Regions from separate parts of the Homo sapiens genome. Here region 1 is linked to region 2. A link is a contact called in ENCODE Hi-C or POLR2A ChIA-PET data. All regions are on one chromosome and are shown on one strand. Each heading gives the region's core, a stretch centred on a gene start or an enhancer-like site at or near the end of the contact. The rest is flanking DNA. Distances are from core to core; before and after follow the strand shown. Region 1 has its middle 64 kb from the start of WAPL-DT. Region 2 has its middle 210 kb from the start of CCSER2.

Region 1 (7,292 bases), core at 2,020-4,519, 2.0 Mb after region 2:
ATGTTTAATGTAACTTTCCAGATGTTCAGTATATATACAAATTTATATTTTTACATATAAACATAATAGTTTTGTTTTTTGGGGGGTGGGGGATGGAGTTTCACTCTTGTTGCCCAGGCTGGTGTGCAATGGCACGATCTCAGATCACTGCAACCTCCGCCTCCCAAATTCAAGCAATTCTCCTGCCTCAGCCTCCCACGTAGCTGGGATTACAGGCATGTGCCACCATGCCTGGCTAATTTTTTGTATTTTTAGTAGAGATAGGGTTTCACCATGTTGGCCAGGCTGGTCTCAAACTCCTGACCTCAGGTGATCCACCTGCCCCAGGCTTCCAAAGTGCTCGGATTACAGGTGTGAGCCATCTGGGCCATAGGGAACATAATAATTTTTTTTTTTTTTTTTTTGAGATGGAGTTTCACTCTTGTTGCCCAGGCTGGAGTGCAAATGCAATAGCATGACCTTGGCTCACTGCAACCTCTGCCTCCTGGGTTCAAGCAATTCTCCTGCCTCAGCCTCCCGAGTAGCTGGGACTACAGGTGTGTGCCACCACACCCGGCTGATTTTTTTGTTGTTGTTGTTGTTTTAATAGAGACAGGGTTTCTCCATGTTGGTCAGGCTGGTCTCGAACTCCCAACCTCAGATGATCCAACCACCTCAGCCTCCCAAAGTGCTGGGATTACAGGCATGAGCCACCACGCCATGCCACATAACAATTTTTAATCTGCTTTTTTTTTGTTATTTGACAATAGACTGAGGGCATATTGGCATACATTGAAGGATATGCATGTACCTTATACTTTTAATAACTACATATGACCGGGCGTGGTGGCTCATGCCTGTAATCCCAGCACTTTGGGAGGCCAAGGCGGTGGATCACCTGAGGTCGGGAGTTCGAGACCAGCCTGGCCAACATAGTGAAACCTCGTCTCTACAAAAAAAAACAAAAAACAAAAAAACCAGCCAGGTGTGGTGGCATGTGCCTGTGGTCCCAGCTACTTGGAAGGCTGAGGCAGGAGAATTGCTTGAACCCGGGAGGTGGAGGTTGCAGCTAGCCAAGATCGTGCCACTGCACTCCAGCCTGGGCGACAGAGTGAGACTCTGACTCAAAAAAAAAAAAAAAAAATATGATTTCATCGTATGATTGGTTACACCATAGTTTAACCAGTCTACTGTTGATGAACTTTTATGATTTTTCAATTAGCCTATATAATAAATAATAATACAAGGAACATTCTGGCATATTTATTTTTGGTTAGTTGTGCAGATGTTTCTACAGGGTAAATTTCAAGATGTAGAATTGCTTGATTAAAGAGTATGCACATTCAAGAATTTTGAAACTACCGTCAATTGAAAGATCGTATAAAAGTACTTGTCCAGTCACAGAAGGTGAGGGCCAGTTTCACCTCACTAACAGTGGGCATTCTTAGTCTTTGTGAATTGTATTTTTCACATCTTTTGCTCATTTTTCCATTGGAGTACTAATTTTTTATTTAGTAAAAAAATTAGAAAAAAATTAGAAAAATTATATAGAAAAGAAAAGAAAAAAGAAGTAGTTGGGGCAAAGGCAGGGGACAGAAAGGGCTTTATCTTTATCTCCCTTAATCCCCATCAGCTCCCCTCTGGCCATCCTCCTTCCCTCCTCTCATCAGTATTCAAATACATAATTACATAAAATTTCTGTTGTTTAGCAGTAAAATGTGTAAATAAAAGTGTCTTTGGAAAGCTCCAGTTTGTGCACGATTTCAATGGAAAGGTTGTGCGTGCTATTTAAATATAGGTGGGAGGAAAGCCCCTCAGGCCTCCTCTGGAGTGGCGGTCGGCTGGAGGGGAGCAATCCCTCTAAAAGGTAACCTGGATCCCCAGCCATGGTGGGCAAGCCTAGCTCTGGGGTGGGACACTGGTGGAGGGAATGTGAGGAGTTTCCCCGTCTGTAGCAAACCCTCAGATCCATGAGACCCTGTGTGCCTTCCAAACACCCAATCACCTGTCACCAGCATCACTTGTAAATGACAAAAGGAGGTGCAGAGTATCTGCTTGAAATGCCACACCCAGCCCTGGCTTGCAGCCTCACCAGTGAGGACCTGGGAGGAGAAAAGAGGTGCACCCTACTGGTGATGGGTGTGCGAGCAACGGTCCGGCCAACCCTTTGCTCATCTCCTGGGCAAGCTTGAAGCCCCTAGTTGCAAACCTCAGTCAATCCATCTCCTTAGTTGGATTGACTTAGTTACAGGATGAAACTTCCTTGTTCTGGGAGATAGATAAGAGCTGTGTTCCAGAGAAGGAGTGCAGTTGGCCTGGGAGCAGAGGAGCAGCCCTGGGAGCAGAGGAGCAGCCCTGGGGCACGGGGAAGGGAGGAGAGGATCCTGTGTTCCTAGGAAGGATGTGTCTATTACAGGGTGATATATTGTGCTTTGTTTTGAGAAGAAGATTTTAGTTTTACGGTGCGGATGTGGGTTTCAACACCATAATGGGTTAACTTCTGCACAGAAAATTTGAAAACTAGAGGCTTTGCTCCATCTTCAAAAATTTAATGAAAATGTATCTACTAGGTATTAAATCACTTCCCTGCTGCAAAGCTCAGCCCATCAGATTTTACAGAAGCTGTGGAGGATGAATTGTGTTCCAAGGACAGAGATGTATTCTGGCTTTCCACTGGGCCCAGCCACAACCTGAAGCCGGCAGAGGAGAGTCCTTCTCTCCCAGGTGTCCCCCACACCTGCAGGACACAGGGTGTGCCTTCAGGTCAGTCAAAAGAGGTCCTTTAAACTTTTTCATTTCTCAATATATTTGTTTAGACAGAAGACCCTTTTTACAGATGTAGTCACTGAGCCCTGAGGGCTGCCGTACCCAGGCCAAGGTCATGTGGACTTGAGGCCAGAAGGCACAGCAAGAGGACAGGAGGCCAGTTGTCTTTCTTTGGCACTGGAAGACTTCCCAGTGTTCTGGTTGTCCTAACACCAGTGTCTCTCCTCCATGTCCCTTAGCTAAGTGCTTTAATGGAGACAGAGCAACCCAGGATAGCCACACCAAAGGCCCTGGCCTCAGAGGCTCAGCCTGCTGCTGGCTGGGGAAGGTGGCTGACAGAGGCTTCCAGCCCCCAGCTCCCTACAGGTCGCTGTCCTATGGACTGGGCCAAACCTCCCTGGGCACACCCCACCCCTACCTCCCACCCAAACCAAGTGCGCAGTGCCCTGAGAGCCTGCACTGTGAGAGACAGCCTGAACTAGAATGGCCTGCTGAGCACTCTAACATCAAGACTCAATTGCTGCCTCCTCCCCGGGCCCCTCAGCGGGAACCGGTTGTTCTTGTGCTTCTATTGGAGCAACTAATTACATCTATTATTGGAACAATTAATTTGTTGTCCATGTGACTGTTCCACTGTGGGCTCCTGGAAGGCAGGACCTATTTCATGTACCTCTTTGTAACCCTAGATGGAAAGCAACTTGCCCAGCACAGGAGGGCCCAAGTGACGCTTTTCCCGTGCCACCCCTTCTCTGGGCAGTTTCCTTTAGGCGTGGTCCCCCTCCTGAGGCACCACAGTGCCACCCAGTGGCAGAATTGCAGTACTGAGCTCTCCGGGGAGGGCTCTTCTGCCCCACACCCTGCTGGGGGCTACTTACAGCAGGGGTTGAAGGCGAGTAAGGGGTCACCGTCCTGGCAGGGCCCTCCTGCATGCCACAACTAAGGTCCAAATGGGGTTGAAATGGCAGAGAAACACAGCCAGTGCCTTTGTGGGCTCCATGTATTGCGGTATCTGCTTGAGGCTCATGCGGTTTCTCTCCCTGTCCTTTTTTTTTGTAGAGACAGAGGTATCCCTATGTTGCCCAGGCTGGTCTTGAACTCCTGGGCTCAAGCAATCCTCTCACCTCGGACTCCCAAAGTTCTGGGATTACAGGCATGAGCCACCCCGCCCAGTCCTAGTTTGTATTATTATTCCTTAGAGAACAACACTGCTGGAGGCAAGGGGCATGTCTGATCCATTTTATCCTCACAGGCTGGTCTGTGGCAAAAACTTAAAAGTACTGCATCTATGCAATGCATAGGAACAGCCAGCCTTTGATTGGGTCTTAGCAGAGGGAGTCAGGGTGAAGCACATAGGGTCTGGCATGAGAAGACCTCCATCCCAGTCCTGCCTGACACTTTCTCACTGTGTGGCCGTGGGCATGTCCCACCCTTTTCTGGGCCTCAGTTTCCCCATTAGTAAGTCAAAGGAGTTGCACTAGACTGTTACAAGGCTGCTCTGATCCTCCTGGGACCTCAGGACTCCTGATCTCAGAGGATGGCCTAGTTTTTCTTCTCTGAACCATTCCTACCCTCAAGCCTTTTCCTCGGATTGGCAAGACTTAGTTACAGGATGAAACTTCCTTGTTCTGGGAGATAGATAAGAGCTGTGTTCCAGAGAAGGAGTGCAGTTGGCCTGGGAGCAGAGGAGCAGCCCTGGGGCATGGGGAAGGGAGGAGAGGATCCTGTGTTCCTAGGAAGGATGTGTCTATTACAGGGTGATGCCAGGGAGCAGAGATGCCTCAGGCCTGGATTCAGATGGAGAACAGAAAGGGGGCCCCAGCTGTGCCAAAAGGGGATAGGGCCACCACTACACACTAGAGGAGATGGACAGTGGGCGGGGAGAGTGGCAGGGACACAAAGTGAGCTTTCAGCATTTGCATCCTGTGTCCAGCCAACAAATGTGTGGCATTGCTCCCAATAGCGAGGGAAGTGACTTCAAAGATGAGTAAATGGAGTGATTCTTCACCTGGGGAGGAGGGCGGCCCAGCTCTCCGGGAGGAATGCCAGAATATCAAATGGGGCTGGGAGGCTTTTAAAGATAAAAAGAAACATTCAATAAATCTAGGATTTTAATAAAAATAACAACCAAATACAAAGCTCAGCCAGTTCTCTCAGAGATGCACAAAAGCTGGAGTGAGAGAGTGTTGCAGTAGGAGCCTTGGTTTAAATCTCGAGAAGAGGCTGGGGACGATGGCTCATGTCTGTAATCCCAGCACTTTGGGAGGTCAAGGCGGGAGGATCACCTGAGGTCAGGAGTTTGAGACCAGCTTGCCCAACATGGCAAAACCCCGTCTCTACTAAAAATACAAAAAATTAGCCGGGCTTGATGATGGGCGCCTGTAATCCCAGCTACTTTGGAGGCTGAGGCCGGAGAATCACCTGAACCTGGGAGGCAGAGGTTGCAGTGAGCCGAGATCGCACCACGGCACTCCAGCCTGGGTGACAAGAGGGAAACTCTGTCTCAAAAATAAATAAATAACTAAAAATAGGCCGGGCGCTGTGGCTCTTGCCTGTAATCCCAGCACTTCGGGAAGCCGAGGCAGGCATATCACCTGAGGTCAGGAGTTCGAGACCAGCCTGACCAACGTGGTGAAACCCTGTCTCTACTAAAAATACAAAAATTAGCCGGCCGTGATGGCACACGCCTGTAATCCCAGCTACTCAGGAGGCTGAGGCAGAATAATCGCTTGAACCTGGGAGGCAGAGGTTGCAGTGAGCCGAGATATTGCCATTGCACTGCAGCCTGGGCAACAAAGCAAGACTCTGTCTCAAAAAAAAAAAAAAAAAAAGAGTTGTCACTAGGGCCCTGGACCTCCTTGCCAGCTATTGTGGGCCCTGTTTGTGGAGATCATGGTGGGGGCAGGCCATGTCTGCAGATGGGCAGGCTGTGATTACACCTTAGGGTCCAAACTCCCATCACTCTCTGAAGTGGCCCTCTATAATGATGCTTGGGCTTTGTCTTAGACATTTTACTTCTGGCTGGGTGTGGTATCTCACACTTGTAAATCTCAAATGATTTGAGAGGCTGAGGTGGGAGGATTGCTTGAGGCCAGGAGTTGGCGACCAGCCTGGACAATATAGTGAAACCTGGTCTTTAAATGCATAAATAATAGAGGCCGAGCGCAGTGGCTCATGCCTGTAATCCCAGCACTTTGGGAGGCTGAGGCAGATGGATCACTTGAGGTCAGAAGTTCGAGACCAGCCTGGCCAACATGGTGAAACCCTGTCTCTACTAAAAATACTAAAATAAGCCAGGTATGGTGGTACACATCTGTAATCCCAGCTATTCGGGAGGCTGAGGCAGGAGAATCACTTGAACCTGGGAGACAGAGGCTGCAATGAGCCAAGATCGCACCACTACACACCAGCCTGGGCGACAGAGCAAGACCCTGTCTCAAAATAATAATTAATAATAATAATAATAATTCTAAGAATCCTAAAGAAATAGCACTGAATGTGCACCACAGTTTATTTATAAGGCTATTTATCACAGCATTCTTGGCAACACTGAGCAATTGGAAGTAACCTAAGCCATCAGCAATAGGACAGGACACTAGATCCATGGAACCATATCCTGGGCAGCCACTAAAATGGCGGTGACGGAGAATTGTGTGGGGAGTTTGAATGTGGTTGTGTAGAGTGACTAGTCACCTTTATTTGATTATTTGTACCCTTTCCAAATTTTCTACAATAAAAATAAATAATTGTTGTAAACAGGCAAATAAGTATTTTAAAGAATTTACCTTTGCTTAAGATCAACCAATCTAGAATCAAATGAAGCCGCATTAAAAAGCTTATTAGTAAGTCATTTGTGATTCAGATATAATGAATGCCTGTGAACATCCTAGGGGATCAACTTGTTTTCTACTGTCTCCTTTCATCCTCACCATACTCCTAAGTTTGGTATTATTATCCCCAGTGTACCAATGAGGTCCCGGGCTCAGTGGGTGGTGACTTGGCCAAGGTTACATGACAAGCTTAAGTGAAAGAGACACTAACTCTGGCCAAGGTGTTGAAGAAGACTTTGACTTCGGCCGAGCGCGGTGGCTCATGCCTGTAATTCCAGCACTTTGGGAGGCTGAGGCAGGTGGATCACGAGGTCAGGCGATAGAGACCATCCTGGCTAACACGGTGAAACCCTGTCTCTACTAAAAATACAAAAAAGTTAGCGGGGCATGGTGGCGGGGGCCTGAAGTCCCAGCTACTTGGGAGGTTGAGGCAGGAGAATGGCGTGACGTGGGAGGCAGAGCTTGCAGTGAGCTGAGATCGCACCACTGCACTCCAGCCCAGGTGACAGAGCGAGACTCTGTCTCAAAAAAAAAAAAAAAAAAAAAGACTTTGACCTGAAATTTGGAGCAGCGGAGATGTTTGTTTGTTAGAAGAGCTCGGGTGCATCAGGGACTATTCCAGGAGAACAAGAAGAACCTAGAGCATGATGCAAGCATATTCGGTAGGGCCTTTCCCACAATGTCCTGGGCAGTTTTGCTGGGGCATCCTAGGTGTGGCAC
Region 2 (7,803 bases), core at 1,851-4,350:
GCATGACTCCATGTGCTGTGCTGGGTGCTTTATGTGTTGATGATGATAATGATGGTAGCTTCTAACCCTTGATGTTCTGTGTGGCCAGGCATTGTTCTAAGCGCTTTATATCCTGCCCTCAAATTCTTGCAACATTCCTAAGAAGCAGGCACTAGCCTCACTATTTTACAGAGGAGAAACTAAGGCTTGAAGTTAGATACCTTGCCTGCACTTACAGCTATTAAATGGCGAAATAGAATTTGAAACCAGGTCATCTGCATCAGAATCCATGCACTTAATCACAAGGCTACTACTACATCTCCAGCTATATTTCATCTCAGTTCGTTTTCACAATAGCATTTCCTTTTTCACATGATAAAACAGAGGAGAGGCTCAGAGTGTTAAAAGTCAATGGCCCAAGTCATAGAGCTATTAAAGGAGTGGAATAGGCCGGAGCGATAGTGGGGAGGGCCGGCGGGAGGCTGAAGGCGGTAGTCTATTGTACAATGCTGCCATCTAGTGGTAAAATCTGAAACCTTCCTTATACGTACCCCGCCCATTTCTAAAAATGATTTACAGTTGCTTGAAGTTTCAGAAGATGGAAACCCTGTCAAATCCTCAAAGTATTAAAATAAAAGTGAAAGGAAAACAACCATATCATAATGGAGGAATAGCTGAGGCAATAGTTTTTAACTGAGAACCTACTTGGCTCTGAGTTTCCTGGCAGCCAAGGCTAAGAAGGAAATGTGTGTTCCATTGCTTATTGCACAATAAAAAGTCGATTAATCCATCACAAGACCAGCCTTGGACTTCATTTTTAATTCAACAACAATGGCACTAAAGATGTTGTAGGTGCCCTCCTGTGGACATTCATTTACCTGGAAAAGCCAACCAAGGGTCCCGATGGAACAAGTATGCTTGTTTATATAGGGGCCCTGGCTCAGCCTTTCCCCAAGCAGTCATTCCTGGGATGAGAATGACCCATGAAGGCTTTCAGCAAATGCTATCCACTAGGTCTTTCGGGCCCAGGCACCACCCACATTTGTGGTAGTTTTGGTTCAGTTATGTTTCGAAGGCAGCGCTGAGGGCCTGGCCCCTTGGTTTGGACTTTGGGTGGTGGCAGTGACAGTGCTCTGTTGTTCCATGAGCTCCAGAGATGTACTCTAGACCTGCGCTGTCCAATAAGGCAGTCACAGGTTACATGTGGCTCCTGAGCACTTAAATTGCAGCTGGTCTGAACTGAGATGCCCTGGAAATATAAAATCCACAGCAGATTTCATATAAAAAAGGAAAAATATCTCATTAATAATTGTTATACTCATTACATCTTGAAATAAATTATTTCATGCTGGATTAATAAAAAATAAGTTATTAATTTTACTTATTTCTTTTCACATTATAAAATGGGACTTTTAAAAAATTTAAAATTGAGTATGTGGCTGGCACTGTATTTCTTTCACGTCTAGAGATAGAAGAAATACTCTAGAGAGAGTATTTCTCTCTCTTCCTGGCTCCAGAGAGGTGGACTAGGCACTCTGGTCACCACGGGTAATGCCCCAAAACCCTAAGAACCTTTTGTGTTATTATGGGAGAACAGTTGTCTTTGTCTTCTAGATGCAGGCTAGCTTAGAGTTGAAGAATTTGGCTAAAGTGTTCAGTGGCTCCAAACAACTTTGCTCTGCCAGTTGGGACACGTTCTCTGTGTCAGCAGGCCAGGGATTGGGGTGGGGGTGTTGTCAACAATGGGAAAGGAGGGGCAGGGGGAAGGCAAGTTTGTTTCTCAGAAGTAGAATGAGCCACCCCTGCACCTGAAGTGGGTGTCTCTTTTGAAAAGGATTCTTTGGTCTCCAGGTATACAGTGCTCCTTCCATCACTGGGGTCCAGGTCTGGGCCCCAGCATTTGGACTTCACTCACCAAGGCCAGCTCTGATTTGCTGATGTATCAGTTATAGTTTTCAGAAGCCAATTTGCAAATTTCCTTTCAGATCTTAAAAAGGCTGGAAAGCAGAGAGATGAGGGCATAAAGCTTTGTAAATTATCAAAATCCCAAGCACACACATCTTCAAGCGCACAGGAACCACAAGTCCCCAATCATTATTGTGGTTCTGCTTTTTCCCCTATATTATGTGTTACAATATTACGAGTCAATTTCCCAGAAGTTTTAGCTGCTTTTCTCTGGCTGCACTAATTATATCAATAACAAACTCACAATCACATCAAATGACTGTCAACATATCCCAGTGCGCCATGCTCCATGAAATGACTAAATAAAGCAAAATTCCTTTATGGATTCCTTGGAGTATAACTGATCACAAGTTTGAGAATCTTGGGCTAAATCCAAAAGATGGCATCAAGCTCCCAGGCAGCTGGCCAAAATGTGAAGGCAATCTGCCTGGATGAACTTCTTCAAAATTTCCAGTTTACTCTTAGCACATCTAAGGTCACTGTATGAGTCCGTTTTCATGCTGCTGATAAAGAGATACCTGAGACTGGGCAATTTACAAAAGAAAGAGATTTAATGGATTTACAGTTCCACATGGCTGGGGAGGCCTCACAATCATGGCAGGAGGTGAAAGGCAGGTCTCACATGGTGGCAGACAAGAGAAGAGAGCTTGTGCAGGGAGACTCTGTTTTTCAAACCATCAGATCTCACGAGACTTATTCACTATCACAAGAACAGCACGGGAAAGACCTGCCCCCATGATTCAGTTACCTCCCACCAGGTCTCTCCCACAATAACTGAGAATTCAGGATGAAATTTGGGTGGTGACATGGCCAAACCACATCAGTCACACTCCAATTCTTGAATGAAACTGGGTAGGACCAGTGCCCACCCAAATGATCAGAAGGGAGTGTGTGCCTCCCACACAGTAACTCCCCATTAAATGTGAGTTCTCACGTCAGAGGTGCATAGGGCTGGGGAGCCAGAAGTATGTGAGGTCTCTTTCTGGGCTTAAAGCAGGGAAGGAACCCAGAAGCCCCCTGCTGAGCAGAGGACTCACTGTGGGGTTTGCCCTTTGGTAAGTCTGAATTTTGGTGGTCGAATTCAAAAGCCTCCTGTAGCGTGCAAAGGACACAGCTTCAGAGCCTTCCAGGGTGGCTAGCTCATGGTGGTCACGCCCCACCTCCTGTGGAATGAATGGATTCCACAGGGCTTAGTTGTCTGTTACTGTCTTGTTTCCTGTTACCCTGGGCTATGTCTCTTAGGCTGCCTCCAAATCTTCAGGGCAGCCTTGGAGGAGCCTCACACCGGACTCAGGCTAGAGCTCCCAAGGGAGAGCAAAGCCGTGGGGTGACTAGGTGCTCAGTGAGTCCCCAGGGGAAAGGGAAACTTGGGGAACAGGATGCAGGGCTGTGCTACCTGGCAGCCCTCCTTTCAAAGGGGATGCATCTCTGGCCATCATAAAAGATTCAGTTCTGTCAAGGGCCTTCCAACATGCAGAGCGTGAATGAGGCCTGTCAAGGGGCTCCCGGGGCCTCCCTCCCTTCGCCTCCTTCCTCCAGATGATGTTTCTTTCCCTGGGGTCTTGGCAGCTGGTCCTGAGCTCCCGGCGGCCCATTTCCCGGACCTGCGTTCCCAGGCATGGCCACACGAGTGCGCCCGGCTCCCGCTCCGGATCCGCCTCACCGGGGCTGAGTCAGGCTAGCTAACGGGCCGCGGGATCCCAGGGCCGGGTCCCCCGACCCTGCCTGATCATCTGAGGGGCAACTTCGCTGCGCTTGGAAATCCTCTTGACGACTTTGTCTGCCAGGACGCCCCAGCGGGGCCAGCTGAGCGTCCTGGCCTGCGGCTACAGCCTATGGTGAGGGGTGGAAACGGCGCCCTCCTCCAGTGCTGCAGAAGTGATGAAGATTCCCGCGACCTGGAGGCACCAAGTCCTTCTCAAGCGCAGGGGAGAGGGAGGGCGCGGTGCGGGGGGGTCCTGGGGGGCTCCCTCGGAATGAGGGATGGGTCTCCCGACGGCGCCCCCAGCCAGGGCCAGAAGCGTGGGCGCGCCGCGTTCCCGGTGCTTCCGTGCAACACGTTTCTGTCTCTCCCGTTTTCCAGAGGGAAAATTTGCCGTGGGAAGCAAGGATTCCCGAGCCTCGGTCCTGTCCACGCGGTGCAGGGCACCTGTCCAAGGTGGGCCTGGCCTGGCCCTGCCCAGATTCAGCCAGGTGACCGGGGCTGCAGGCAGATCCAGATGACAACGAAGTGCTCTCCCCTCCATTCTCCAGGCCTCTCCTGCGGGGACCCAGCTGGAAGGCCTATGGGCTCCCACCCCTCAGGGCAAAGGCTGGACTTAAGGGCCAGGCTTTCCAGGTGTCATTTCCTCTCCGAACCTCTGGGTGTCACTCACCTCGAATTTCCTGTCTTTAGTTGGGCATTGGCCGACAGAGCGCGGAATCTCTGCTGCCCTGCTCAGGCAGAAGGGCTTGGCCTCCTTCCCACAGGCCATGGTCCCCAAACACCACTCAGCACCCCCAGGCAGGCTGCACATCTGGATGGGCATAGGGGGAATAGGATCCCACACTCACCCTCACCATGGCCTCAGGCTGTGCAGAGCATGCTTCCAGGTCCTTGACTTTGGGTTTGGGCAGATGACTTTGGCCAATGGAATATTAGCAGTCATAGGGTTAGCAGAGGCTTTCAATGTGCTTGAGAGATTGGCTTTGCATCCCCGCACTTCACTGATTGAACCTAAATGAGAAGCGTTTCCTCCTGGTAGCTGCTGCCCTTTCATCCTGGATCCCATAATAAGCACACATAGAGCAGGCCTGAGCCCAACCTGCAGTGGGAAGCCGAGCCCTGCAGTCCCACTGCCCGAAGCAGAGCCGACCTGCTGAGCCCAGCCTTGACAAGCATCCAGTTGTCTTCAGTGGGCCACACTTACAAGCATGGGAATTAGTGCTTATTGTCATATGCCACTGAGAGCTTGTGGAGGTTGTCCAGCAAAGCTGACTGACCAATGTCCTTTTCTCAGTCAGGCCTGAATGACTCATAGCCCAATTCCATGATACAAATGATATCATTGAGACAATGATATTTTGAAAATTGTGCAAGCCACAGAGCTGTCTTCCTAAGAGCTTGTATGGTGTGTATGGTGTATATGCTTGTGTGTGTGTGTGTGTGTGTGTGTGTGTGTGTGTGTGGTGTATGTGTGTAGGCAGGGGAGGACACTATCTTCAGTCAGAGTTCAGGCAAATGCCCTGCACCACCAGTACAAGGTGAGGGGCCAGGCTGCTACCCAGCATCACCCCGGGATGGAATTCCGCAAAGACTTGATAGAGGGGCCCAACTTGATACAACAGTGTTCTTATTAATTGTCTCCAAATCTTGTAGCCTCCACTTATGGAACAATTGACACCGCATAGAGAGATTGTGATTTTCTTTCCTTTTCTCTGTTGGGTAGGGCTAGAGCAGCTGTCTTGTCTCATTCAAAGCCATGGAAGACGCCACCGCCAGTTACGCTGGTATTTCCAAGCATCATAGCTTTCCTTCCCTGTAGCTCAAGTACAACAGCATGTTCTAAGGATCCTGATTTGCCTCGAGTTTACACACCTGATAAGTGGTTTCCTTTGCAAGAGCCATAAAACACAGTGGATGGTGACCTGCGGGCCCAGCACAGGTATTCTAAAGCAATTAGCCACCAGCCAGGAAAAGCCATTATACGAACAGTGGGCTGAGTTGTGATGGACAGGTCGTATTCCATGAAGATTCCCGATTAGAACTCTGGAAAAGGAGCGAACAGACAGATTGGCAAGCCTCCGCCTCTACTTTTACCCATTAGTAGCCCTCCGCAGGTCACGGGGTGTTACAGCTGGGCTTTGGCTACTGCAGCCCCCTCTGCCTCCCTTGCTGCAAAGCTGAACCCAGTGGTTGACTGGGGGGGATTTCTGGCCAGGCCTGGACCCCTCCCCCTCTCCACTCCTCCCCAGCCTTTACTGCCCTGTGTCTTTCTGGGGCATTGCTTTGTGCAAAGACAAGTAATACCAGGGAGTTGTCAGGAAATATGCCCCTCACAGACCCCCTAGGACTCACTGCAGCTGACATCTGAGCTGCTTCTCTTCTAAAATGTTGCTCCTAAAGCTCAAAAACAGGAGCAGATTTCAGCAGCTGCTCCAGTTTCTCTCGGCGTGATGAAATAATGAGGGAGAATTGCCCCGTGACATCTGATACAGAACGTTCCTGTTTCCAGTTTACCCACATAACAAGATAGTTTCATTGATAATGAGATAAGCAGAGAGCGGTGCTCGGGAAGGCCTGGTGTCATTATGGAGCTATTTCTATGTTAATGGCGATGAGAGGAGAATGCAGAAACGGCTGTCACAGATTGACAAGGGTGATGTTAAATACGCCTGCTGCAATGCAGCCGCCGTGGAAGGCCCCATTCAATACGTGGGCTGAACAAACGGTGGGTGACTTGTATGCTTTGTGGAGAAGGGGGTGTTTGTGCCCCTCTCTGAACCCTCCTTGCCCTGCTCCCACAATCTTTGAAGCCGTCTCTCTCACCTTCTCTTGTCGGGCATTTGACCCTCTCTGCCTACGGGCCAGCCTCCCAGGGTTATCCAAGAAGGGTCTTTGAGATAGATACAAAGCTCAGGTCATCAGCCTGGGAGGAGGCCGATCATACTTTAAGGGGCCCAAAGTTGAAGATAGGGAAACTGACTCTAAGCTGGACAAGGGATAAAGTCATGAGATTAACTGAAGTAGATGATGGAGAACCAGATCCAAACTTGCTTAGGTGGGAGCAGTTCAGGTGTGGCTGATTTGGGTTTGACAGAAGCCGTACGGATGCTGTTTCTTTCCATCCTTCTTTACGCTCCTGTCTCCTCCATGTCATGTCTGGTCTCAGGCTCCTACCCCTGGCAGGACAGCCACAATCTGTTAGGCTCTAGGGGGAGAGGGAGAGTCCCTTTCTAGGAAACCCAGTAAAGGTGTCACTCCCTACCTGTGACTTAGATTGGGCCATGTGTTCATCTCTAAAACTGCATCAGTTGAGAAGCAATACTCTGACTGGCCAGGCCTGGGCCATGGAGTCTACCTGAGTCACGTGGTCTGCAGGCAATGGTCTTTCGTAAGCCATTGCCAGAAGTCCAGTGAATCATACTCATCTTCTTTTGGGCTCACATTTTTTTTTTTGTTTGTTTTTCCTTCTTGAATCATTGTTGTCTGAGAAACGAGGGACAGAGAAACTGCGCATACTGCTCCTCTCCCTGTCCCATAGGAAGAGGTCTTTAGCGTGGCCCAGAGCCTTCCTGGTTAGGCCTCTACCCTCCCACCCCAGCTGCCTCTCCGACCCATCCCGGTCCCCCAAACAGCGTGCTTTTCCATCCTTGTGCTTTTACATGAGCATCTGCCCAAGGGGCCCAGACTTTCCTTCTCCAACCAAAAGACTCCTATGGATCCCTCAGGACCCAAATTGTCTCACCCCTTCTGTGATGCTTTCCCCGAGTTCTTCCAGGCATTTGTCTACGGTCTGACTCCCTGTAAAACTCTTTATCACATTGTTATCTCATGACCCTAGGAGGCTAGGAGCTCCTGGAAGACTGTATTTTAAAGTATTCTTTATTTTTTTTAGAGACAGGATCTCACCTGTCATCCAGGCGGGAGTGCAGTGGCGCGATCATGGCTTACTGCAGCCTTGACCTCTTGGGCTCAAGTGATCCTCCTGCCTCAGCCTCTTGAGTAGCTAGGACTATAGGGGTATGCTACCACGCCCAGCTACTTTTAAAAAAAATATTTTTGGCTGGGCGTGGTGGCTCATGTCTGTAATCTCAGCACTTTGGGAGGCCAAGGCGAGCGGATCACCTGAGGTCAGGAGTTCAGCCTGGCCAACATGG

What was found. A loop is a pair of places that touch in the nucleus more often than their neighbours do. ChIA-PET counts read pairs that join two places held with the same protein, here RNA polymerase II (POLR2A). Pooled maps may share reads with other maps.
Region 1: a loop to region 2 is called in a map of CD8-positive, alpha-beta T cell, with 5 times the contacts of the local background. The contact joins two enhancer-like sites. A Hi-C loop is called at or near these places in 2 of 168 maps with a recorded cell type or tissue (CD8-positive, alpha-beta T cell and endothelial cell of umbilical vein) and 9 of 50 pooled maps. POLR2A ChIA-PET finds 5 or more read pairs at or near these places in 1 of 52 experiments (IMR-90).

The regions. Positions count from the first base shown.
Region 1 is chr10:86,582,087-86,589,378 of GRCh38, forward strand. No RefSeq gene overlaps it. Among named protein-coding and RNA genes, the nearest start is that of WAPL-DT, 64 kb to the left of the region's middle. RefSeq lists enhancers at 2,644-3,145, 3,387-3,446. Within about 2 kb of position 3,270, at least 5 of the 41 ENCODE cell types and tissues checked have a DNase peak (open chromatin) inside an H3K27ac peak, as active enhancers do.
Region 2 is chr10:84,537,116-84,544,918 of GRCh38, forward strand. No RefSeq gene overlaps it. Among named protein-coding and RNA genes, the nearest start is that of CCSER2, 210 kb to the left of the region's middle. RefSeq lists enhancers at 1-594, 5,924-6,423. Within about 2 kb of position 3,101, at least 2 of the 41 ENCODE cell types and tissues checked have a DNase peak (open chromatin) inside an H3K27ac peak, as active enhancers do.